4 separate regions of the Homo sapiens genome follow, and regions 1, 2 and 4 are each linked to region 3. A link is a contact called in ENCODE Hi-C or POLR2A ChIA-PET data. All regions are on one chromosome and are shown on one strand. The core of a region is the stretch at or near the end of the contact, and the rest is flanking DNA. Distances in the headings are between cores, read along the strand shown.

Evidence for each region. Hi-C counts contacts between places; a loop is a spot of excess contacts on that map. ChIA-PET counts read pairs that join two places held with the same protein, here RNA polymerase II (POLR2A). Pooled maps may share reads with other maps.
Region 1: a loop to region 3 is called in a map of natural killer cell, with 11 times the contacts of the local background. The contact joins the enhancer-like site here to the promoter of SZRD1 in region 3. A Hi-C loop is called at or near these places in 5 of 168 maps with a recorded cell type or tissue (CD4-positive, alpha-beta memory T cell, mammary epithelial cell, naive thymus-derived CD4-positive, alpha-beta T cell and 1 more), 19 of 37 single-sample maps with no recorded cell type and 17 of 50 pooled maps. POLR2A ChIA-PET finds 5 or more read pairs at or near these places in 5 of 52 experiments (AG04450, CD4-positive, alpha-beta memory T cell, activated CD4-positive, alpha-beta T cell and 2 more).
Region 2: a map with no recorded cell type shows a loop between it and region 3 (6-fold over the local background). The contact joins the promoter of CROCC here to the promoter of SZRD1 in region 3. A Hi-C loop is called at or near these places in 5 of 168 maps with a recorded cell type or tissue (CD4-positive, alpha-beta T cell, CD4-positive, alpha-beta memory T cell, mammary epithelial cell and 1 more), 20 of 37 single-sample maps with no recorded cell type and 18 of 50 pooled maps. POLR2A ChIA-PET finds 5 or more read pairs at or near these places in 5 of 52 experiments (AG04450, CD4-positive, alpha-beta memory T cell, activated CD4-positive, alpha-beta T cell and 2 more).
Region 4: a map of CD8-positive, alpha-beta T cell shows a loop between it and region 3 (11-fold over the local background). The contact joins the promoter of EFHD2 here to the promoter of SZRD1 in region 3. A Hi-C loop is called at or near these places in 1 of 168 maps with a recorded cell type or tissue (CD8-positive, alpha-beta T cell), 1 of 37 single-sample maps with no recorded cell type and 7 of 50 pooled maps.

The regions. Positions count from the first base shown.
Region 1 is chr1:16,897,935-16,900,914 of GRCh38, forward strand. No RefSeq gene overlaps it. Among named protein-coding and RNA genes, the nearest start is that of RNU1-2, 3.4 kb to the left of the region's middle. Within about 2 kb of position 1,306, at least 4 of the 41 ENCODE cell types and tissues checked have a DNase peak (open chromatin) inside an H3K27ac peak, as active enhancers do.
Region 2 is chr1:16,920,594-16,923,360 of GRCh38, forward strand. CROCC (ciliary rootlet coiled-coil, rootletin) reads left to right here and starts at 1,338. Exons shown (of 37, transcript NM_014675.5): 1 at 1,338-1,485; 2 at 2,070-2,205. The coding sequence starts at 1,426. RefSeq lists enhancers at 1-752, 753-1,524, 1,525-2,296, 2,297-2,767.
Region 3 is chr1:16,365,966-16,368,665 of GRCh38, forward strand. It overlaps SZRD1 (SUZ RNA binding domain containing 1), which reads left to right and starts at 1,277. Exons shown (of 4, transcript NM_001114600.3): 1 at 1,277-1,343. The coding sequence starts at 1,293. RefSeq lists enhancers at 974-1,033, 1,784-2,073.
Region 4 is chr1:15,408,631-15,411,614 of GRCh38, forward strand. It overlaps EFHD2 (EF-hand domain family member D2), which reads left to right and starts at 1,258. Exons shown (of 4, transcript NM_024329.6): 1 at 1,258-1,649. The coding sequence starts at 1,342. The region is part of intron 1 of EFHD2-AS1 (EFHD2 antisense RNA 1); the gene reads right to left. RefSeq lists a silencer at 906-1,505 and an enhancer at 1,018-1,880.

The DNA of each region.
Region 1 (2,980 bases), core at 56-2,555, 530 kb after region 3:
TATTGTCCTGAGAATAATGGTATTTCCTGAAATTTGAGACTGCAGCAATGATAAGTTGTTCAGATCTTGTCTTTCCAATGTTTGGTAAAAATTTTATAGGCCCAATTGTTGTCAATATCTGCAAGAGTGGCATCTCTATTACAAGAGTGATCTTACTACTCAATGTCCCCCCTCCCACCCAACTTCATTTCCTAGGGGCTCTTGGCTTTAACGAATTTACTGTATCTAAAAGACATCTTAGTACAGGAAGAAAACTAAATCTGTAGCATGTAAGGAGCAGTTTTCTTTGATTGGTATATTCAGGTTTCTAACCAGCTGAAAAATTCAAATACATGTCCTTTAAGGATTAAGTTTAAACTACACTACAGAAAGAAGAGAAAAGATTTATATGATCACATATAAGCAATGGAATCAGCAATATGAGCACTTTTCACAACTATATAAATCAAATTTAGTAATCTCCAGAACATTAAGGAAGTTCAGCCCTTAATGAAAATGAATGAAAAGAAATTATTCACCCACTGTTACATGCCCTGGAAAGAGAATGCCCTGCAGGACTCAAAAGGGTACCACAATATTACTCAGATTTTCAGCAATGAAGGCCCTCCAAGGATCTAATGATACTCATATTTTCAGTTTATTTCCTTCACTGATAAACATTGTTAATAGATACCATTGCCTCTGTTTTCACTTTAAGTGATGTTACTTAGCACAATTCATTTCTTTAGAATGCCCCCTAGTTTAGTGAAAGGAATTTTCCTGCTTTATAAATATAGGATATTTTCTCATGAAACAAGTTGGCGTACTCTTTCAGTGAAGGGACTAGACCGATTAGGTCTCTAAAATGTTAAAGGAGTCACTGCCTCCATTATCTTAGGAACAATAATAATCACTTATATAAAATTAAAATAAGAAAATTAAGCCAGGAATGGTGGCTCATATCTACAATCCCAGCACTTAAAGAGTTGGAGACCAGCCTGGGCAACATAGTGAAACTCCTGTCTCTACAAATTTTTAAGTATTAGCTAATTTTTTAAAGTTGGCAGGGCATGATAATGCATGACTGTAATCTCAGCTACTAGGGAGACTGAGGCAGGCTCCAGTGAACTATGATTGTGCCACTGCCCTCCAGCCTGGGTGACAGAGTGAGACTCCCAACTCAAAAAAAAAAAAAGAAAAGAAAATATAGAATTTGTTGAAAATTGTTTTACTACAATGCTAGGCTGCATGTCTTGCACCTGTACTCCCAGCAACTCAACAGGCTGAGGCGGAAGGATTGCTTTAGGCCAGCGGTTGGAGACCAGCCTGGGGAACAGGGCAAGACCTCATCTCTAAAAAAACACAAGGCAAGCTGAGCCAGGAGGATTGCCTGAGCCCAGAAGTTCCAAGTTGGTCAGCTATGATTGCCCTGCTGCACTCTAGCCTGGATAACACAGCAAGACCCTGTGTCTTATTTTTTATTTTATTTTTACTACTTATGCTTATTTATTTATTTATTTTTGAGACAGAGTCTTGCTCTGTAGCCCAGGCTAGAGTGCAGTGGTGCCATCTCAGCTCACTGCAAGCTCTGCCTTCCAGGTTGAAGCTATTTCCCTGCCTCAGCCTCCAGAGTAGCTGGGATTACAGGCACACGCCACCACATCCAGCTAATTTTTATGTTTTTAGTAGAGACAGGGTTTCATCATGTTTCCCAGGCTAGTCTCAAACTCCTGACCTCAAGTGATGCACCTGTCTCGGACTCCGAAAGTGCTGGGATTACAGGTGTGAGCCACCTCGCCCAGGCTCCTTATGCTTGAAATGTGAGGTTTCATTAGGGAAAAATTTTCTTGTTGAATTTCTAACATGAAAAAATAATAGATTTAGCTGTAGATTAAATTAATGGTCTTGATAGTTTGGTACAATAAAATAAATGAAATGAAGTTGATAGCAGAGAGGAATTTTTGATGCTTTTGGACAATTTAAATAATGTAATATTTAATATATAAAGACATGAAAAAGTTCATTACATTATTATATTTATTTATTTATTTATTTATTTATTTATTTTGAGACATAGTCTCACTCTGTTGCCTAAGCTAGAGTGCAGTGGTACAATCTCGGCTCACTGCAACCTCTGCCTCCCGGGTTCAAGCAATTCTCCTGCCTCAGCCTCGTGAGTAGCTGGAATTACAGACGTGCGCCACCCCACCCAGCTAATTTTTGTATTTTTAGTAGACACAGGGTTTCACCATGTTGGTCAGGCTGGTCTCGAACTCCTGACCTCATGATTCACCTGCTACGGCTTCCCAAAGTGCTGGGGTTACAGGCGTGAGCCGCTGCATCTGGTCTATTATGTTATTTTTTAAAAGTCAGTGTGACTCTTTTGACAAATTAGAATGGTTTAATAATCTTGGTTAGGCTGGGCATGGTGGCTCACACCTGTAATCCCAGCACTTTGGGAGCCTGAGGTCAGGAGTTCGAGACCAGCCTGGCAAACAAGGTGAAACCCTGTCTCTACTAAAAATACAAAAATTAGCCGGGTATGGTGGGGGGCTCCTGTAATCCCAGCTACTCAGAAGGCTGAGTCAGGAGAATTGCTTGAACCCGGGAGGCAGAGGTTTCACTGAGCCAAGATCGCGACATTGCACTCCAGCCTGGGGGGGCAACAAAGTGAGATTCGGTCTCAAAAAATAAATAAATAAATAAAAATAAAGTATAAAAAATTAAAATTATGTGTTCAAGTAAATTAAATATATGGCAATGAAAAGGAGGCCCAGCATGACTGACTGCATTTTGCTCCTAACCCTTCCTACCCTGTGGTGATGTCTTTCAGGCTAACTGCTTTTTCTTCTTTCTGCACATAGGCCAAGCTATCTATGGGAGGGATTTAGCTTACAGTTTAACTTTAAAGCACAGATGATAATAATCCTTTCCCCAAACTAACTCCTGAGAAGATAGGCAGGTTGTTGAAGATTTATAAGAGCAGTGTGACCTGACAAAG
Region 2 (2,767 bases), core at 88-2,587, 550 kb after region 3:
AGTCTCACATGCAACCTCAGACCTGATACTGACTCCAGAGCTGTGCGCCTAAGCACTAGAGCACATAGCCTCCTTGCCCCAGGGAAAGAACAATGGGAGGTGGTGGGTGACCTCTGGGTCTCAGGGCCCTGGGATATAGGGACTGTGCCTTTTTTTTTTTTTTTTTTGAGACAAAGTTCCACTCTTGTTGCCCAGGCTGGAGTGCAATGGCGCGATCTTGGCTCACTGCAACCTCTGCCTCCTGAGTTCAATCGATTCTCCTGCCTCAGCCTCCCAAGTAGCTGGGATTACAGGTGTGCACCACCACACCCGGCTAATTTTTGTATTTTTGGTAGAGACGGGGTTTCACCATATTGGTCAGGCTGATCTTGAACTCCTGACCTCAGGTGATCCACCCGCTTTGTCCTCCCAAAATGCCGAGATTACAGGCATGAGTGCCTGCGCCTGGCTGGGACTGTACCTTCTGGATTTTCAAATGAATGAAATGAGTATTTCTTGAGTGTTGGCCACGTGACCCCCCAGCACCATGTCATGTGCTGGGTATGCACACACGATACTGTTTCATCCCCGGACGGCTCCGAGAGATGAGTACCAATATTATCACATCTTACGTAAGAGGACACTGAGTCTCAGAGAGGCAAAGTCAGTGTCCCTGGTGCACCCAGCTAGTGGGGGCTGGGGTGGGTGTGAAGGGGCCAGAAGCTTCCCAATAAGTGCCTGAAGGGCAAGGCTAGGGCATTTGTAGTTCGAGGCTCTACCACTGTGTCTAGGTCAGACCTAGGAATGCCGCAGGTGTTGCATAAATGCTCATCAGTCCAGGCTGGACCGCTCATGCCCAACTAAGTGCCAAGCCTGGCCTGGGTGATCTCACAGCCTGCATTCTTTGCCCTACACCTGTTGTGGGAAAACATACTCCCAGCATGCTGTAAATCCTCTCATTCTTAGCTAACCATGTGACTCCCGTTCTGGGCCAGAAAGATGGTCACAAATACTTAGGACTCTGGCCTTTCCCGCCGCATGGCTACTGACCCCACCCCCTGGGCTTGGAGGGCTCTAGGACCCAGCAACCTGCGCAGGGTGAAGAGTGTGTGAGGTCCTGACCTCCAGGTGTCTCCCCTGTTTCCTCCTCCCATTCCCTCTTCTCTCTCCTCCCTCCTTTTCTCTCCCTTCTCCTCCCCTCTCTTCATCCTTCCTCTTCCTTTGGCTCCCTGCCTCTGCTTCCCTCCTCTCCTGTCCTTTCCCATCCCCTCCCTCCTCAGCCCACATCCTGCTCCTCCCACCGCGGTGGTCACATGGGGGCGCCGCCGGATTTAAGCTTAATCTGCCTGGTGCTCAGCACAGCATCCTGGCTGTGGCGCGTGCTGACTGAGCTAGTCTTGGGGTCCTGGAGAAGGGGGCTGGAGGCATGCCCACAGCCTCCCCCCCATGAGCTTGGGGCTGGCGGGGGCACAGGAGGTGGAGCTGACACTAGAGACGGTTATCCAGGTGGGTCCTGGGGGCTGTGCCCACCCTGTCTGGGGCGGGGCAGCGTGGACTTAACAGGAGTGGTGAGAGGTGTGTGCGTCTTGGGGATCAAGGGGTGGGAGAGGTGTGGTGGTGGTGGGGTATACAGGGGCCCCCCGCTTGCAGTTCCTGGCAAGATGGGGGGCAGAGGTACACACAGGGTGCACCTGCTGTGGCTCCCTCATCCCAGTGCCCTGGGTTGGGAGAAGGGGGTCTCTACTGCCAGATTTTAGGGCTTGGGGGACCTCTGGCATAGCCAGATCCTCATCCATCTAGGGTCGGAACCGGATTGGGGCCCCCAACACTGGACTGCCTCCAGTGGGGTTTGGGAGTTACCCGTAGGGTTTGGTTCTCATCTCTGGCCCTGGGCCTTCTTCCTGGGGCAGTGAGCACACAAGAGGCTCTTTGCATGGGGATTTTTTGGATTCTAACTCCCAGGCTTCACTCCATCTTGAGGGGGCTCCTGGGGACCTGTATCTTGGGCAGTAGGATTCTGTGGCTCTCCCCACGAGGCCAGGGAGCCCCGGGTCCCATGTCCCCTGAAGACCCTCTCGCTTTTCCCACAGACACTGGAGAGCAGCGTCCTGTGCCAGGAGAAAGGCTTGGGCGCGCGGGACCTGGCCCAGGACGCTCAGATCACCAGCCTGCCTGCCCTTATCAGGGAGATTGTCACCCGCAACCTCTCCCAGCCTGAGAGCCCAGGTGCCACCCCCATCCGCTCCCCTCCACAAACACCACCCACATTTTACCTCTTCTCATGTCCCTTTCCTGAGCAGTCACCATGATGATCATGACTGTAACTCACTGTGGGGCAGGCACAGCTTTATGACAGAAGAACCCATTTTACAGATGAGGAAACAGAGGCTCAGGGATGTAATTTGTCCAGACTTATTCCGCATGTGGTGCAACTAGAAGGAAGGGCCGAGCATCTCCTGCGTGCTTGCCTGTAGCCTGCTGCAGAGATGTGAACCCCAAATCCCGTATTCCCACCCGGGGAAGGTGTGAGCTGGCTGAACCCAAGATACAGGAAGAGGGCAGCTCAGCTCAGACCAGGGTTTTGCGGAAGTCTGAGTGGATGGCGCCGTCCATCCGTTTCCCACGTGGGCAGGAAGGCGGATGGTCCCTGCTCCTCTCAGTGGGTGGCGCACACGGTGTAGTTATGTGGCTTGAGGATCTGGGAAAGGCACACTCAGTTGCAGCTGGTGTGCTGGCGTGTGGCGTTTTGGTGCTCTAACCATTGTCTGTGTTCAACTCCCAAGCTACA
Region 3 (2,700 bases), core at 27-2,526:
GGCGTGAGCCACCATGCCCGGCCACATAAATAACTTTTTTTTGAGATAGAGTTTTGCTCTTGTTGTCCAGGCTGGAGTGCAATGGCGCAATCTTGGCTCACTGCAACCTCCGCCTCCCAGGCTCAAGCGATCTTCCCGCCTCAGCCTCCCGAGTAGGTGGGATTACAGGCATGTGCCACCATGCCCAGCTAATTTTGCATTTTAAGTAGAGACGGGGTTTCTCCGTGTTGGTCAGGCTGGTCTCGAACTCTTGACCTCAGGTGATCTGCCCACCTTGGCCTCCCAAAGTGGGATTACAGGTGTGAGCCACTACGCCTGCCCTGACATAAATAATTTTTTTTTTTTTTGAGACAGAGCCTCACTCTGTCGGCCAGGCTGGAGTGCAGTGGCATGATCTCGGCTCACTGCAACCTCCACCTCCCTGGCTCAAGCAGTTCTCCTGCCTCAGCCTCCGGAGTAGCTGGGATTATAGGCGTGTGCCACCATGCCCAGCTAATTTTTGTATTTGTAGTAGAGACGGGGTTTCACCATGTTGGCCAGGCTGGTCTTGAACTCCTGACCTCAGGTAATCCGCCTGTCTCGGCCTCCCAAAGTGCTGGGATTACAGGCGTGAGCCACCGCGCCTGGCCAGTAATTTTTAGAGGTAATACTAACGTATTTATCTACCATTAAAGACCCAGGAGAACTTAGTAGCTGGGAATCCCACTGGTTCTCCCAACTGAGGTGCAATATTATCTTTACCGTCTTTACCTTACGGTAGCGGATATAGTGTTAATAAATGATTAGAATACTGCTTTATGAGCAGGAAATACTGTAATGATTTTCACCCTATCAGAAATAATAAAATGTTTTCTGCATCAGCAGATATTTTTCATCATTTGTTGGTGTTTAAAAATGTTTTCAGAATTCTGAAGATACCATTATCTGTAGTTTAGGAAAACTACGACTCACTTTAAAAGAAAAAAAGTTTTCTTTAATTGCCTGCCCTTAGAAAAGATGGTTCCACAGAACACACTTCCGGTACTCGAGATGAGGACTTCCCTTGAACGCCCATTCTGTAAGACAGATAACGCGTTGGCCCTTAAGAAAGATGGCATCTTTCCGCCTTCTCTGCCCCCTTCCAAGATGGCTGCCCTAATGTACACTTGGGACCTTGCCTGGCGCCTCTTCCGGGCTTGGCAGCGGGCGGGGTCCATTGAGTAAAGCCTTGCGTGCCTGCGCCCGCGACGGAGGCGCGCTTCAAAGCGCAGGCGCGGGGAGGGGGTGGGGGAGGAGGGAAAGCGGCGAGTAAGATGGAAGATGAGGAGGTCGCTGAGAGCTGGGAAGAGGCGGCAGACAGCGGGGTAAGGAGGAGCCGCCGTCCCATGGCAGGGCCGGGCGAGACCTGGCGTGAGGGGAGCCTCCGGGGAGCGGGTCTGGAGATAGTTCTCCCCAAGGAAGGGCCCCATACGCCGGGCTGGGGGTGGTGGAGAGGCCCCCAGTTCCTGAGCGCCGTGAAGGCCTCTTAAAGGGGCCGCGATCCATTTCTCTCCTTTCCTTTGCCTGGTGCGCCTCCCTCCGCCCACTAACGCGCGCGTCACCCGGGGCGCCCCACCCGCCACCCGGGGCCTCCTTTCCTGACCCCCCGCGCCCACTTGCTGGCCGTGGGCCTCTGTGACTCTTTCCGATGAGCCTTGTGGCCCGAGGCACCATTTTAAAGTTCTTGTGCTCTGACCGGGACGGACACACCATGTGGGTGGTGGTGGGGCTTGCGCGGACCAAGGAGGCATGTCCGGCTTCGCAGGAAAGCGGGAGGAGGCAGCCGAGGGCGGGGGGAAATTGAATCCTCTTTGGGCTACTCAACTCTGCTAAAATCCCCCACCATCCGTCACGGTGGACGAGTCGGGTTTTTTTTCTCTTTCACTTTTACTCCAAGAAGAGTTTGTGGGCAGGCAGGCAGGTCTCACGGGGACTCTGCCAAAGCAACCGAAAGCTCTGCGGGGCAGCTCCTCTGCCACTCAGCGATCCGAGGCCCCGGGAAGGTCTAGGAGTTCGCTTGTCGGAGTCCAGGGTGTGATATGTAAAACAGCCACATTCTTGGGAGAGGAGTGGGGAGATGGACCGTTCGACTTGTTTTTGGAGTTTTTGTTTGCCTCCAGAAACTGTAGGAAAATAGTTTATCTCAAAGAGGATCTGTCAATTCTCTTAGATTTGTGAATAATTTGGTCTTTTCAGAGTTTGTCTGTGGTGACCCTTGTGAATATGGGGAGATGCTTTTTTTGTCTCCCCGTGTTCGCGTCTGTTCAATGCTGGCTGCACTGACATCCACCTTAAAGGTTTACGTGTGCGAGGAGTCGAGCGTACCAGGGTAGAGTAGGCGCTGGGTTTTTTTTCCTAAGCGCTTTTTGGGGGTGCTTATGAGCTCTGGAAGAGGCCGGGAAATTGACCCTGGCAGCAGTCAGTGGGTGTATCTAGCTCTACGGGAATGTTGAAACTTGGCTTTGAAGTTTTTTCCGCTGGTTCAGCATTTCTCTCAACGGTTGTTTATGTTTTTCCATTTAGCATAATTGAGAATTTGAAGGATTCGTTCGTTCAGAGGATATTTAGTAGAGTTCTTAATGTGACAACCATCTTTCTTGAGTTTTGGCTTAAGAAAGTTAAAGATTTTATAGGGAGTAACAGGTGTCAGTTGGCTCCTTGTTCATTCAACCAGCATTTTTG
Region 4 (2,984 bases), core at 8-2,507, 960 kb before region 3:
TAAACACAGCAAATTGACAAATATCAACTGAGTGTCTGTTCTGTGCAAATCACTCTGTAACAGCTTGCTGGCTTTACATTCTCGAGGGCTCCCTGCCTCCAGAGCACCCTGGTTTTCGGCCCTGCACGCATCTTTTCTCTGCACCTTGGCTGGTTGGAGCAGTTTCAGTAGACAGGTCCTGATTGACCCAACATTTCAGAGAACATGCACAGAGCATAGTCCTCCTTCTAAATCAGGGATTCTCAAATTTCAGTGAGCAGAACTCCCCTGGGTGCTTGTTTACACGTAGATTCCTGGGTCCCACCCCAGAGATCAGTTTCGTCTGTCCAAATTGGAGCCTGAAAATCTGTATTATTAACCTAGGCCCCAGTGGTTCTGATGCTGGAGGTCCAGAGTTGTGCAGTTGTAAGGTGACAGCCCAGACCACAGAGATACTTATCTGAACTCTTTCCCCAGTCCTGTCCAGGAGCCGTTGGGGAGGACATCTCTCCTCTGGGGACCCCATCAAAATGGCGACATCATGATCTCCCTGTCAGTTTCCCTAAAGTACAGTCACAGGCGACAACACTGGCCCAGCAGCTATTGTGCCAAGTCATCCGTGTGATGGTGCGGGGCCTCGGGAGAGAGGACCACCAGCCCCTTCCCCTGTCCCTCACCCGCTGTCTCCAGGGGCCCTTTCAGGGGTGAAACCCAGTCCCATCTCCCTCGCAGCTGCTAGTCTGTCCTCTTCCAAGAGGCCATCGGCGCCCGCCACGGTTCACCCTAAACAGGGGTTTCTGCTCCCCAGGTCCGCCTCGGAACCCCTGCAACCCTCATTGAGAACGCCAGTGTTTAACAGCGAGTCGTTTCCATAGCAACCGACAGGGTGTCACAGACACAGGATTATGACTTCACGGCGTGGGGATTCCGGAGAAGGGGGTGGGGCGGCGCCCCCCCTCGCTTCCCCGCCCCCCGGCAAGCCCCGCTCCTCACCCAAGCCGCGGGGGAGGAGCCCTCTTCTTTCCCGCCCGGCCCCGGCCCCCAGCAGGACCCCTCCCGCTCAGCTGCTACAGTGGGCACGAAGAGGGGCATGGCTTTCGGCCGCGCTCCCCAGCCTCGCGGGGGGCAGACGACGGCGGGCGGGGCGCGCAGAGTACACTCGACCCCCGGCGGCCGGGAGCGATCACGCGCACGCCGCGCGGGCCCGGGGGCGGGGGCGGGGCGCGCGGTCCCCGCCAGGGCCCAAGTCCCACCTTCGGGGGCGGTGCCTGGCCCGGGGAGTGTCAGGAAGAGGAAGAGCGCGGCCGGCGGCGCTGCGCTGAGAGCAGGGGCCCGGCCAAGGCGAGTGCCGCGCGGGCCACCATGGCCACGGACGAGCTGGCCACCAAGCTGAGCCGGCGGCTGCAGATGGAGGGCGAGGGCGGCGGCGAGACCCCGGAGCAGCCCGGGCTGAACGGGGCAGCGGCGGCGGCGGCGGGGGCACCCGACGAGGCGGCCGAGGCGCTGGGCAGCGCGGACTGCGAGCTGAGCGCCAAGCTGCTGCGGCGCGCAGACCTCAACCAGGGCATCGGCGAGCCCCAGTCGCCCAGCCGCCGCGTCTTCAACCCCTACACCGAGTTCAAGGAGTTCTCCAGGAAGCAGATCAAGGACATGGAGAAGATGTTCAAGCAGTAAGTGCCCGCGCGACCCGGCCCCCCGCCCGCCCCGCGACCCGGTCTCGGGCCCCGAACCCCCCGATCCCCGGATCCCGCTCCGCCCCGGGAGCCTGCCGTCAGCCAAGCTTCCCCGAACCCAGACGCACCGGGGTTGGGGACCCGGCGGCCCCTTCCAGATCGAGACCCGGCATCTCACCGCGCACGTTAGTCTGGGGGACCCCCGGCCCCTGGCACGCGGCGGAGACTCGTATTTGTGCTGCCTCCGGTACACCATAGACGCGTCCACAGAGTGGGGGACCCCAGGCTTCCTTCCAGATAATCGCCAGGCCCCGCGAGCCCCACCCCCACCACCACACGTGTGGGTCCCGGGCCCTCCGCGCTGTTAGTGGGGCTTCTCCACCACCCCACACCGCACACACCGAGGCTGAGGACCCAGCGGCCTTCCTTCCCCGATCCCAGCTACTCGCGTTCCCCACCCCCACCCCAACACACGCTGGCCAAAGATACCCACCCCAGTGCCCCTCGACACCACATGCCAACCACATTCCCTCCCTTAAGGTCTTTTCGTTTCCTCTGCGATCTCAGGTCTCCCTCAAGGTGGGTTCTGGGCAGGGATCCCCCCAACTTCCTCTCCAGTTACTTAGCGTCTACCAGCAAACTGGGGGCAAAGACTTGCCCTTTCCATCCCCACCCACTCATTAGCCAGGACCCAAATCCTTCACTCACAAGTGGTCTCCTTAGGAAGGGACCCCTCGGCCCCTGTTGCCCCTCTGGTGTAAACCTCACTCCAGTCGTCCCTGTGGGCCGAGTCCCCTCCGGGTTTGGAAGGCCTCCCTCCCGCTCCTGCCCGCCCCACCCCCGTGCACCCAGCAGCTTGCAGTCACCGCTCCCCTGCTTCTGTCGCAAGGCCCCCCATCTCTCCTCCCCACTCCGTATATCCCCTTCCCTCCCCACAGGGACCCCCCATGTCCCACACCCACCCTGGTCAAAAGGGGCCCCTTCCTATGTGACTTGCCCTGTTACCCCCACCCCTACCCTTTATTCCATCAGATCCACACTGTGTGCCCTCACCAGGGTGGATGGGCACCCCCAGGCGTGTGGGCTCATCCCCCTGTCCCCCCACAAAAACAATCTTAATGTCTCTGTGGAGGGGCTAGGGAGAGAGGGCCCAGCTCCCTCCGGCCCATCCCTGGGTCCCACTCTGTTGGGTCTAAGATGCACAGCCACTCTCTCCCAGCCATGTGTGTGCCCAGGGGATGGGGAAGGTGCCAGTGCCCCTCCCTTTGGTAGCTTTCCCCACCTCCTGTTCCCTGTCCCCCTGCCCCTGGCTCCTGGAGAGGGAACAGCCTC